Linked DNA regions of Homo sapiens: all the other regions are linked to region 3. The links are chromatin contacts, found by Hi-C or POLR2A ChIA-PET in ENCODE. All regions are on one chromosome and are shown on one strand. Each heading gives the region's core, a stretch centred on a gene start or an enhancer-like site at or near the end of the contact. The rest is flanking DNA. Distances are from core to core; before and after follow the strand shown. Region 1 overlaps CLTC (clathrin heavy chain). Region 2 overlaps TRIM37 (tripartite motif containing 37). Region 3 holds the start of YPEL2 (yippee like 2). Region 4 overlaps VMP1 (vacuole membrane protein 1).

Evidence for each region. A loop is a pair of places that touch in the nucleus more often than their neighbours do. ChIA-PET counts read pairs that join two places held with the same protein, here RNA polymerase II (POLR2A). Pooled maps may share reads with other maps.
Region 1: a map of endothelial cell of umbilical vein shows a loop between it and region 3 (2.8-fold over the local background). The contact joins the enhancer-like site here to the promoter of YPEL2 in region 3. A Hi-C loop is called at or near these places in 1 of 168 maps with a recorded cell type or tissue (endothelial cell of umbilical vein) and 1 of 50 pooled maps. POLR2A ChIA-PET finds 5 or more read pairs at or near these places in 1 of 52 experiments (activated CD4-positive, alpha-beta T cell).
Region 2: a loop to region 3 is called in a pooled map, with 3 times the contacts of the local background. The contact joins the enhancer-like site here to the promoter of YPEL2 in region 3. A Hi-C loop is called at or near these places in 1 of 50 pooled maps. POLR2A ChIA-PET finds 5 or more read pairs at or near these places in 2 of 52 experiments (GM12878 and activated CD8-positive, alpha-beta memory T cell).
Region 4: a pooled map shows a loop between it and region 3 (4-fold over the local background). The contact joins the enhancer-like site here to the promoter of YPEL2 in region 3. A Hi-C loop is called at or near these places in 2 of 50 pooled maps. POLR2A ChIA-PET finds 5 or more read pairs at or near these places in 3 of 52 experiments (A549, OCI-LY7 and activated CD4-positive, alpha-beta T cell).

The regions. Positions count from the first base shown.
Region 1 is chr17:59,667,414-59,670,395 of GRCh38, forward strand. It overlaps CLTC (clathrin heavy chain), which reads left to right. Exons shown (of 32, transcript NM_004859.4): 14 at 1,364-1,527. Among named protein-coding and RNA genes, the nearest start is that of PTRH2, 39 kb to the right of the region's middle. Within about 2 kb of position 1,523, at least 6 of the 41 ENCODE cell types and tissues checked have a DNase peak (open chromatin) inside an H3K27ac peak, as active enhancers do; they include endothelial cell of umbilical vein, where a contact is called at or near this core.
Region 2 is chr17:59,000,251-59,003,338 of GRCh38, forward strand. It overlaps TRIM37 (tripartite motif containing 37), which reads right to left. Exons shown (of 24, transcript NM_015294.6): 23 at 1,348-1,464. Among named protein-coding and RNA genes, the nearest start is that of TRIM37, 110 kb to the right of the region's middle. RefSeq lists enhancers at 1,003-2,202, 1,147-1,386, 1,437-1,486. Within about 2 kb of position 1,346, at least 22 of the 41 ENCODE cell types and tissues checked have a DNase peak (open chromatin) inside an H3K27ac peak, as active enhancers do; they include GM12878, where a contact is called at or near this core.
Region 3 is chr17:59,330,201-59,333,154 of GRCh38, forward strand. It overlaps YPEL2 (yippee like 2), which reads left to right and starts at 1,455. Exons shown (of 5, transcript NM_001005404.4): 1 at 1,455-1,624. RefSeq lists a silencer at 1,221-1,740 and an enhancer at 1,951-2,512.
Region 4 is chr17:59,785,354-59,788,630 of GRCh38, forward strand. All of the region lies in intron 7 of VMP1 (vacuole membrane protein 1), which reads left to right. Among named protein-coding and RNA genes, the nearest start is that of MIR21, 54 kb to the right of the region's middle. RefSeq lists an enhancer at 1,088-1,567. Within about 2 kb of position 1,263, at least 30 of the 41 ENCODE cell types and tissues checked have a DNase peak (open chromatin) inside an H3K27ac peak, as active enhancers do; they include OCI-LY7, where a contact is called at or near this core.

The DNA of each region.
Region 1 (2,982 bases), core at 273-2,772, 340 kb after region 3:
TTCCAAAGTTCAAAATCTGAAACACGTCTGGTCTCAAGTATTTTGGATAAGGGATACTCAGTCTGTACTAATGATCAGGTATAATAAAATTTTATGCTTATATGTCTGACTCTTATAATAGCAGGTGATTCTCACTAAGGGCATTTTGTGATTTGTTGCTATTTAGCAGGATTTCTTAACCTTAGTACTATAGACATTTAGGGCTGGATAATCATTGTAGAGGGGTGTTCCTGTACATGTAGAATATTTAGTAGAATATTCAGCAGCATTCCTGGTTTCTACCCACTAGATTCCAGTAGCGTCAGCTCCACCAGTTGTGACAACCAAAAATGTCTTCAGACATTGCCAGTGTCACCTGTGAGGAAAATCACCTCAGTTGAGAACCACTGCTATACAGGGTACTAACGTAATCACTGTTGGGTGTCTAACTTCTGGTCCCCAACTGCCTTTCTCTCCTCTCTGTACTAGTAGTACTCTATTGAGAAGGGGTAAGAGAGTCTAGTAGTTTTCTTAATTTTTTCTTAATTTTCCCAGTTTCAAAATGTTAACTGTGCACTAAATTTACACTGTTTAGTACAGTCACTAGCCACATATAGTAGCTATTTACATTGAAAGTTATTAAAGTGAAATAAAATTTAATATTTAGTTATTCAGTCACTCTAGCCACATTTCAAGTGCTTAATAGCCACATGTGTTTAGTGGCTATTATATTGGAAGGCAAAGATAAGATTTTCATCATTGCAGAAAGTTCTTCTGGACAATACTGCACTAAATTCTTCCCAAATTATTTTGTATGTTTCCTATAAATTGCATATTGAAAAACACCAGGTATTGGGGTCTTCATTTAAAATTTCCCATATAGGGGCACAATGGTGTATGCCTTTAATAATCCCAGTGCTTTGGGAGGCCAAGTGCTTGGGGCCACAAATTCAAGACCAGCCTGGCTAGCATAGCAAGACACCATCTCTACAAAAATTTTCTTAAAAATTAGCCTGGCATGGTGGCATGCATCTGTAGTTCTAGCTACTTAGGAGGTTGAGGTGGGAGGATTGCTTGAGCCCAGGAGTTTGAGGCTGCAGTGAGCTATGATCGTGCCACTGCACTCCAGCCTGGGTGACAGAGACCTGCCTCAATAAAAAAGAAAAAAAGGAAACATTGGGTTGAATTGTCTATTCTTCAGGATTAAAGTGCAATCCATTTTACTGATCTGATTAATGGAATAGTTAGTATTTTTATCGCGCTTTTTAAGCAACCAACTTATATTTGGGAGTATTCAATATAACAGTTTTTTAATTACATAAATGTTTTTCAGTCATTCTCAAAAGTGTGCCTATGCTTAATTGTAATTACTTGTTTCTTTAAGGTCTCTTTTATTTTCTGGGATCCATTGTTAACTTTAGCCAGGACCCAGATGTGCACTTTAAATATATTCAGGCAGCTTGCAAGACTGGGCAAATCAAAGAAGTAGAAAGAATCTGTAGAGAAAGCAACTGCTACGATCCTGAGCGAGTCAAGAATTTTCTTAAGGTAAGTGGTTTTGAGTAATGTGTTTTCTGGTTGGATTCCAGGTTAGCAGTTCTACAAGGGTTTGGTCATAGTTCAAAAATATTTTTTCCCTAAATGTGAAGTTGTTAGCATTCTTAAGTTGTGTGCTGGATTATTTCTTCCAAACATAATATTCTGTGGTTTCCTTTGAAATACGGAAGGAAATTGGTGAGTAAGAATGACCATCTGTTTAAAAGAAGAAAAAAAAAATAGCACTATTTCAAAGGAATTTCCTTTATTTTAATTTTGGATGGAAAAATTTAGAAAAGTGGTTGTATACTTTCAATGTCATTTTAGAATCATTTAGGCTTTTGAATATTAACATCAGCTTGCTCTTCATACCATTTTGAGGAGCCTCTATTGTAGGCAAAGGGATCTGTTGTCTAAGGAATGTATAGGTTTACCTCTTTCATCAAGTTTGCTCAACTCTAGAAACTAAAATATTGTTATTCATATATAATTCATAAAGGTAAGATCAAACAAAACGCTCAGCTTTGTGACACATTAAATCAGTTAGAGAGGAGTAAGGACCACCTGTGTTGCAGGGAGGAGTAATGGTTGAGAGATTCTGAACTCTAGAACATCCCTAAGGGCAGTTAATTTTGTTTAATGTTTAACTTAGCTTTAGCTTTATTCTTGTAACTGCCAGTTACTTTGTGATGGAAATAAAGCTTTAAAATTGATAGCTATCTATAAAAGGCTAGGAAAACTACAGAACACTTAGATTACTGCTCTCTCACTGCCTATTATGTGTGTGTGTGTACACTATATATATATATAATGATTCCTGAGACTTTATAGAAAGTTCTGAAGTATTTTTTGTCTTGGAAGAATTTTACATTACAAGTAAAACCAAAATGTTTTTGTAGAACACAGTATAGAAAGTAGGCTTTTCCTACTCCCAGATTATCATCATTTGTGTGTGTGGTTGCATTGGCAGATTGTTCTTTTGAAGAATTTACTACCTGGGCTCTAGATTAAATAGCAAAACCCTTAGGGGTTTTAGTGTAATGAAGTAGTCAAAATGTTGAAACTGCTCTACATTTTAGATTAAAAGATACACTTTTCAAAAAAGTATAGCTTTAAAATGTCTTGGCCATCATGAATATTCTGGGTAACCTAGCTGTGCTATGTTTGGACCAAAACTTTCTGGTGTCAAAAAACCCCTCCAAATGAGAAAGATTTGATACTCTGTGCTTGACTAGTGTACCCATACTACTGATTCACTTCCTTCTTTGAGTATCATTACTATTTCCTTTAAAAAAAACAACAACAAAAAAAACTACTACTAGATTCTTTTGGGGGCAGGGGGTGTTGGGTTTTTTTTTTTGTTTTTCTTTTTAAGCTTTTAAGTTCAGGGGTGCGTGGGCAGGTTTGTTATATAGGTAAACTGTGTCATGGGGGTTTGTTGTACAGATTGTTTCGTCATCCAGGTAT
Region 2 (3,088 bases), core at 96-2,595, 330 kb before region 3:
AAATAACATACAAATATATTTAAGTGAAAAAAGCAGAATAAAAAACTATTTATAAAATATTTAGGTAGGGCTGGCATGGTAGCTCACACCTGTAACCCCAGTACTTTGGGAGGCCAAGGTGGGCAGATCACCTGAGGTCAGGAGTTCGAGACCAGGCTGGCCAACATGGTGAAACCCTGTCTCTACTAAAAATTACAAAAACTAGCTGGATGTGGTGGCACATGCCTGTAGTCCCAGCTATTCAGGAGGCTGAGGTGGGAGAATTGCTTGAACCCAGGAGGCAGAAGTTGCAGTGAGCTGAGATTGTGCCACTGCACTTCAGCTTGGGAGACAGAGCAAGACTCTGTCTAAAAAAAAAAGAAGAAGAAATGCAATGCAAATAAGACAGAAGAAAACAAGGGAAAATATTAATAGTAGGTTTCTCTTGTTTTTTTCCTAATAACTTTTTTGGGGGTAGGAGGGAATAAAAATTATTTCATAATCTGCATGTATTTCTAAGTTATTTTTATTTTAAAAGGTTAAAGTTATCTTACAGTAGGCTAGAAAAGGAAAAAAAACCCAAACATCTGAAATCTCCCCAGGGATTGGCAATCATTTCCTATGAAGGGTAAATATTTAGGCATTGTAGGCCACAAATGGACTCTCTTGAAAATTCTTCTTTGGGCTGGGCACGGTGGCTCACGCCTGTAATACCAGGACTTTGGGAGGCCAAGGCAGGTGGATCACGAGGTCAAGAGTTCGAGACCAGCCTGGCCAACATGGTGAAACTCCATCTCTACTAAAAATACAAAAACATTAGCCAGGCGTGGTGGTGTATACCTGTAATCCCAGCTACTCAGGAGGCTGAGGCAGGAGAATCGCTTGAACCCAGGAGGCGGAGGTTGCAGTGAGCCAAGATCACGCCACAGCACTCCATCCTGGGTGACAGAACAAGACTCCATCTCGGGGCAAAAAAAAAAAAAAAGAAAAAAAAAACCCACAAAGAAAATTCTTCTTTGTTTCTTTTGCTTGGTTTTTAAAGACTCTTTACAAAGTAAAAACCATTCTCAGGTCACAGACTATACAAAAGCAGGTTGTGGACCCCGTCTCTGCCCAGTAAGTAGCACTCATTAGGTGCAACCAAGCCAAATATTACTGGCTGTGTTTTTTTAGTACTCACCATAATAGTTAACCAAAGAATGTTGTCTCACAAATGACAATAATTAAAAAAAAAAAAAAAGAAGTAGAAGCAGAAGAAGCAAAAGCAGTAGAGCGGAAAAAGTAGAAGTAGCAGCAGCAGAAGAAGAAGAAAGAGAAGCGGCAGCGGTGGTTTTAGTAATCTGTGTAAAATGACATCATGTGCTGCACCTTCATCCGGGGGCTGTGTCATGACCATGAAGGAGTCGTGAAACCCGCCCACACTGGTATGCTCTTCCTGCTCCTCATTCTCAGTGTCACATTCAATGTCACTGTCGCTACTCATTCCTGGCAGGAAGGAAGGAGAACATGTTTCTGAAAAGAAACCACTGTAAGTAAAAGGAAACAGAAATCTCCGTATCTGCTAAACTGAGATTCCTATTGAATTTTACATGGAATGCCAAGAATTCAACAAACTAAACACTAACAAAACAAAGACAAAAGTAACCGCACAAACCTCGATTCTCTTTAGCTATTTAGAGTGGTTTTATTTCTGTTCTCAAAGTTTAAAATTGCCCTTTCCATAGTACCTGAAAGTTATTATTTGAAACCAGCATTAATTTTATTATACTGATAATACTTTTTTCCAAATCAAACACTGTTTTTTTTTCAGTCACAAGAGATAACAGGAACTCTTTTAATCCTGATTCATTATAGACATAATTATATTCCCTAGCCTAAAACATAAATATAAATGTGTTATACAAATCCACATGGTGTATGAATATTAGAAATTCTGGCAATTCTAATAATAGTTTGTATTCTAATTGGGCATCTAATTTTTTTGTGTATGTCGGTTGATTTGTATTTATTTTTATTTTTTGAGAGACAGGGTCTCGCTCTGTCACCCTAGGCTGGGCTGCAGTGGCCTGATCATAGCTCACTGCAGCCTCAAACTCCTAAGCTCAAGGGATACTTCCGCCTTAGCCTCCCAAGTAGATAGGTCCACAGGTACATGACACCATGCCCTGCTAATTTAAAAATTTTTTGGAGGGACAGGGTCTTGCTATAATATGTTGCCCAGGCTGGTCTTGAAATCCTGGGCTTGAGAAGAGATCCTCCCACTTTAGCCTCTTACAGTGCTGGGATTACAGGTCACTGTGCCTGGCCACATCAGTTGATTTTTAAAAGAATAATTCTATAAAAAGTATTTGTTTCAGCAAGATAGCAATCAAGAAAACCTGAAAATCTTTCTGCTACAAATCCTTACAAATAGCAAGATAAAATATAAATGTAAAACATTATTTTAATGAACAAGCACATTAAAAGGCAGAAAGGAAATCCACAGTGTCAGAAACAAAGAAAGATAAGGAACTTTCATTAGTGGGTCAGGGACCACAGTTGCCCTGGAGAGCTTCCTGTGAGGATTTTTAAACACTGCCTTGGGATAGAAAAATGAACCCCCCACAGAAAGGGAATTAAAAGTGAGACTAAAACTCCACCCCCTGCATAATGTTAAAATTTTTGTTTGTTTTCTTGAGACAGGGTCTCACTCTGTTACCCAGGCTGGAGTACAGTGGTGCAATCATGGCTTACCACAGCCTTGACCTCCCAGGGCTCAGATGATCCTCCCACCTCAGCCTCCCAACAGGCCTGTGCCATCACACCTGGCTAATTTTTGTAATTTGTTAGTAGACATGGGATTTCGCCATGTTGCCCAGACTGGTCTTCAACTCCTGAGCTGAAGTGATTCACCCGCTTTGGCCTCCTAAAGTGGTGGCATTACAGGCATGAGCCACCATGCCTGGCCAATGCTAAAATTCCTATTGAAAGAACAGACTAGAAAAATGTCTGCCTACTGGCATAGGAAAACAGCAAGGAATTTTGTCTGTTTCTACTGGGCTCTGAAGAGGGGGAAAAAAGTCTTACCTCAAAATTCAAAGTAAGATTTATGTGCCTAATTTCGGTTTGG
Region 3 (2,954 bases), core at 205-2,704:
CCCCCCCCCCCGTTTTAGACTCTCCAAACTAGTCAGTTGTGAACCAGGACATAGCCTTTGTTTACACTGAAACTGCAAATCTGAGGCTGATATGTCAGCCCCACAATACTGAGGTATTTGGGGTGTTTTGTTGTTTTTACTAACCTTGGTGACTGGATTCACATGCAATAGATATTAACTGAATACAATTTGGTTGACCAAGCATATTTTAAAAACAGCTGGGTGGAGATGCAGGTGAGCCAGCATTCTGGGTGTACGTGCAAACCAGTGTGTGGAAGGCGGAGAGTCAGCTGCACCTCCTGCAGCACCTCACATCCTGATGGCTGCACAGTAAAACACTAGTTTCCTTGGAGGAAGAGTTCCCAGAGGAACTGCGGAACCCCAGTGTCTTGAGCGAAAGGCAGGACCTGCTTTGTTCACCTTGTCCGTGCCAACATTCTTTATCAAACTGTCCTGTTTTCCTGCTGGGAAACTGCCCCACTCCACCCACCTGGTGCCTCCCTGGTTTCCTGACTGCCACGAGGTTATTTTTTAACCTGCTCTTCCTTGAAAAGCACCACCCCGGTGACCCAGAACGTGGACTCCTCCCCTCTGGTCACTCGGACCATCCCACTCTAATTACCGTCATCTGCCTCTGAAAGTCATGGAAAATTAGCAGCAATGGGGCGGTCTTCAATTCCACTAAGCCCCTTTCGTACTTTTAATTCGCCGAAATTACTAGCAGGGCAGAGAGAAGAGGGGAAATGCCTGGCTTCTGAGCAAGGCATGGGTGGGCTGGGTGCAACTAGCACTATCATTTTCTTTTAATTTTATTATTATTATACTTTAAGTTTTAGGGTACATGTGCACAATGTGCAGGTTTGTTACATATGTATACATGTGCCATGTTGGTGTGCTGCACCCATTAACTCGTCATTTAGCATTAGGTGTATCTCCTAATGCTATCCCTCCCCCCTCCCCCCTATCATTTTAAATTCAATTACCCGGGGCCTGAGGGCCACTTCTGGTAACTTAGGCTATGGCTTAGGGCGAGGTTTAAAACGTAAGAAAGGAATGACTATCTTGAGCCTCCAGGGAGATGCACTGCAAATCCCCCCGCCCCAAAATACAACCCAGGTTCTGGGAATCCCAGCCCTGCCCTGGGGACAAACCCCAAACTCAAATAAACGGCCTCCTCCTAGGCGCTGAGAGCCCACCCAGCTTTGGCACTCTGGGTCCCTGCCCTCCGGCAAGTTGCCGGGACGGGCGGGACCCTAACCAGCCGCTCTCCCCTAGCCCAGGCTGGGCCGGGCCGAGGGGTGGGGGAGTGGGCGGTCGGGGAAGCGGGGGGCGGAGTTCCGTCCTCTGATGATTGGCTCTGCGCGGATGGGCTGCGGCTGCGCCCGGCCAACCCGCGGCGTGTTGCTATGTGCTGAGCCGAGGGGATAGGTGCGGGGGCGCGTCCATCACGGGGTAGCCCCCGGCCCGGACCCGGAGGGATGCGGAGTGGCGGCCGCGGCGGTGGCGGAGACTGTGGCTTTAAGAGCGTGCCGGGAGCCCGAGCCCCAGCCGGGCCGCGCTTCGCCGCTGCGCACCCCAGCGGAGCCAAGCCCCACGCTGGCCGGACAGGGCCGCCTGTCGCCGGGTAAGTGCACCGGAGTGCGGCGCGGGCCGGGCGCGCGTGGGCGTGGGGCGCGCTGTCAGCTCGGGCTCTGGGTCCCCGGCCCCGGCCTCCGGACTCCCCCGGCCGGGCCTGCGCGGGGTTGGGGGTGCGGCGCCCTCGGTTCCGCGTGGGGTCCCCGTGGGCGCCGGGGACGGGGAGCGGCCGCCGGGCCACGTGACCGGTTTGTTTACAAACACTGCCGGGCCCGCGGCCGCTCGCGGAGGGAGCCCAAGGGCGCGGGACCCCCGGCCGGGGCGGGAGACGCGCGCCAGGGGCTGGGCGAGTCTGCGGGGCCAGGTTTGGGGCGGGGGTGCGGAGCTGGAATCGCCGCTTCCTCCTCCGCGTCGTCCCCATGGGTTCGGACTCCATGGGGTCCGGGTGGGGCTGGGGACGCCCTCCGTCCTCTCGTGACGCCGCGTTTCCCTCGGAGAGTCCTGGGGACACTTAGGTCCAGGGGCGCCGCCCTGGGGGCCTTCCACTGTGGGACTGGGCGCCCTCGAAATTTCTCGGAGCGCGTCGTCTGCCCCGACCCGGGTCGAGGTAACCGCAGCCGAGTTCCTCCCTGGCCGCGTCTCGGCGCCTCCCCGGTGTCCTTGCCAAGGGGGTGGGCGCGAGGTCCTGCCCGACGGAACGCGGGAGCCTCTGCCGCGAGCGCCTCCCCGGAGCTGGCGCTTAGGGGCGGCCCCGACCTTTCGCCACTTCCAGTTCACCCTGCTTGGCCGCCGACCTCCTCTGGTGTCTTTCCCGGAGTGGTGGGCTTTTCTCCGGTCTTGGGGGCGTGCGGGGGTGGGGGACACCTGTTCTTCTGGACTTCTTGTCCGGAAGATTGCTACCTCTGCCTTCAGTCTTAGCTGCGAGAGTTTAAAAAGCCAGGTGAGCGAGTGTCTTGTTTTCCTCCGCTTGGAGCGGAGCTGCACCCTCGCCCGCCCCCCAGTCCCGCCGCTGTGAAAGGCCCCAGAGAACTGCTCCGAAGCTTTGCTGGGGTTTTTGCTTTCTGGCCTCCTTGCTGATTTGCTGTCCTTGCAACTTGGGAGGCTCTTGAGTGAGTCCTTGCCTTTGGTGAATCTGAAGGCTAACGAGACAGCTGTCTTTTCCTCCCTGCCCTTCCTTCCTTGTTCTTCCTTGTTCCAAAGCATTGGGCAAGAAGGGTAGCGGTCAGCTTCCCTGTGCCTCACAGAGCATTAAAGATGCAAGAAGTTCAGTAAACCGCCTCACTGGCTCTGGGGTGGGACTTGATTTCACATGGTTATTGCTCCCCCGTGCTTTCCTGCCTCTGGGGGCCACAGGGCCTATGAATGGCTGAGTCTTGCCT
Region 4 (3,277 bases), core at 13-2,512, 450 kb after region 3:
TAAAAGTCTTAAAACTTCACCTTTTCAAAGAATATCGGGGCCTGGCATGATGACTCATGCCTGTAATCCCAGCACTTTGGGAGGCCAAGGCAGGTGGATCATTTGAGGTCAGGGGCTAAAGACCAGCCTGACCAACATGGTGAAACCTTGTAAAAATACAAAATTTTTTGTACTAAAAATACAAAAATTAGCTGGGCATGATGGCAGGCATGTGTAATCCCAGCTACTTGGGAGGCTGAGGAACGAGAATCGCTTGAACCCGAGAGGCAGAGGTTGCAGTGAGCTGAGATCACACCACTGCACTCCAGCCTAGGTGACAGAGTGAGATTCCATCTCAAAAAAAAAAAAAAAAAAGATAAAAAAGAATATCAGTTTTTTTCCTCTATTTTCATATCAATTAGCTTGTCTTTCTGTTGAGTATCGTTCATGAGTCTGCCGACCATTTTAGGTTGAATATTTCCTCAAAGGCTATTTTATAGTTTCTGAATTTAATCTTTTTTTAAGGGAACATTTTTAGGTTCTATTTAGGACTATAGTAATTAATGTAATTAATAATCAATAATTGCTACCTACTCTGTATGTTGAAGCTAAATCCCCAAATTAAGTTTTAATACTAGTATCTTTTACCTTACTAATTTCTATTAAATTTAAGGCTGAAAAAAATCTTATTTTTTAGCTTAATAGGATCTTTGTCCTATTCAGAAGTTTTGAGTTATTTACATTATTTTACTAGTGAAAATATAAAACCAAAAAACAGTTTATTAGTTGTAATGGTAGTTCTCATTCTTATGGCCAATGCCTTTTTTTTAATGCAGTAAAACAAAATAGACATTTATCTAGCGAACATCCCTTTTCAAACTATAGGGTCAAAGTGAAGGATTCTTTTGATAATGATAGAATATGTGTTTGATCATTTGAGTTTAAAGACTATGGGAAAGGAATTGATAAGATTATTTAAATACTCACGAAAGTGCTTTGGCATTCCACTAATGCTATTCTCTTTTAAGCACATTTTCCTATGAAGTGTGTGCGGTTGCAGTTGCCTACACCATGTCAATGCCTGCTGGTTTTTCCTGCTGTGAAGTTTTTCCTTTACATACACAGATTCATGAAAGAGTTTATGGTGTAGATGATCTGAAACTAAACAGGACACATTTTCATACACTTTAGTACCATTTGAAGACTCTGGGTGTCAGTTGTTGCTGGGACCTGTTTTTGACTCTGATGAACCTTTACTGGTTGTGGTTTGTCTGGCCATCACATGACTTCTCTGAAAATTCCCCCTCCCCTTCATTTCCAGTAAACTGTTTGAGCAGGAGTGAGTCACAGTGAAACCAGCTTCCCTGTAACCACAGGGCTTGTTAAAGAATTTGTCAGCGTGGACTCTAGAGGGTTTGCATTAAGCTTTGCAGTAACTGTTATGGTTTGTGTTGCGTCAGGAGTTCCACAGAAAAGCTTCCTGCTTGCAGGATCTCTTGCTTGTTTGCAAAGAGTTAAACTGATCAACTTTACCATAGTGAACATGAGAGACACATGTTAAACACACTTCTTTATCATTAAAGGCGTTGTCAAAACTACCAAGAATTAGTGTAGTTTCTCTTTTCATAATCAACCAACCACACCCAATAATGTTTAGTTTTTGAAAAGGCGGGCCTGGTAGATAGTCTTTCACAGTTGGCTCATGATTTTATCACAAAGTACCATCAAAATTAAGCAATTTTAAGTGGTCTTGATGGATTCTGTTACAGGATATTTTGACTATTCGCACAGTTAGGTGTCGGTACCAAAGGTCACTTACTTGCACTTTGTTCATCAAGAAAAGGTAGCACTTAGAGTAATTCTGGAGTTGTGATGTCTAAGCACACTTAGCATGATTTATAGTGGAATTCTTCGTGCCCCCTTTTACTTGCTTTCTCTAGAAGCATTTACTTTATTTTGAACTCTTTTGCCACCTCACTCGCAGACTTTAATCTTTCTCCCTTTTAATTTCTTCTATTTCTTTAACTCATTCCCATATTATCAACAAGGAAAGATAGTTGCAATGTGATGCAAGCTGTTAAATGAATGGCCAGTGGGAAACTTGTCTTCTCAACATACATTCCCAAGTGCATTTCTTTTTACATGCGCATTTCTGTATTTAGCCTTGTCACCTTTAGCTAGACTTACTTATCTAAAAAATAAATTTAGGCTGGGCACAATGGCTCACGACTGTAATCCCAGCATTTTGGGAGGCTGAGGCGGGTGGATCACCTGAGGTCAGGAGTTTGAGACCAGCTTGGCCAACATGGTGAAACCCCATCTCTACTAAAAATACAAAAATTAGTGGGGCATGGTGGCAGGTGCCTGTAATCCTGCTACTCAGGAGGCTGAGGCAAGAGAATTGCTTGAACCAGGGAGGCAGAGGATGCAGTGAGCCGAGATCGTGCCACTACACTCCAGCCTGGGTGACAGAGTGAACTTTGTCTCAAAAATAATTAATTAATTAGTTAATTAATTAATTTAGTGAAAACTTTTAAACTCGACCTCCTAAAAATTTCTTTTATTCGGCTTACACTTTTGTAACAAAATAAGAAAAACATTCTAAAAAATGTGGAAGCTAGTTATTCCTCACAGGAAAAAATATACAATAATGAAGTTTGAAATTGTTTATGTTTTAGCCATGCTGTCAGTCATCAAACTAAATTTAAAAAAATTATTTGTTTTGATGACAAAGCAATTATCATTGAAACAAGATGATTTTCAAATGAAAATACGAGGTTAATGCAGTCCAGTCATTAGCAGGGAAAAAAAGAATAAATATTTAAGGTTTTTCTTGTTAGGTTGCTTTGCACATTGGAGTAGAAAATAGTTTTGGGCTTGGCGCGTTGGCTCAGGCCTGTAATCCCAGCACTTTGGGAGGCTGAGGGGGACGGATCACAAAGTCAGGAGCTCTAGACCAGCCTGGCCAAGATGGTGAAACACCGTCTCTACTAAAAATACAAAAATTACTCAGGCATGTTGGAGAGCTCCGGTAGTCCCAGCTACTCAGGAGGCTGAGGCAGGAGAATCGCTTGAACCCGGGAGGCGTACATTTTAGTGAGCCGAGATCCCACCACTGCACTCCAGCCTGGGTGATGGAGAGAGACTCAGTCTCCAAAAAAAAAAGAAGAAAAAAGAAAATAGTTTTGTGGCTGGGCATGGTGGCTCACGCCTGTAATCCCAGCACTTTGGGAGGCCGAGGTGAGCGGATCACCTGAGGTCGGAAGTTCCAGACCAGCCTGGCCAATAATGGCGAAAC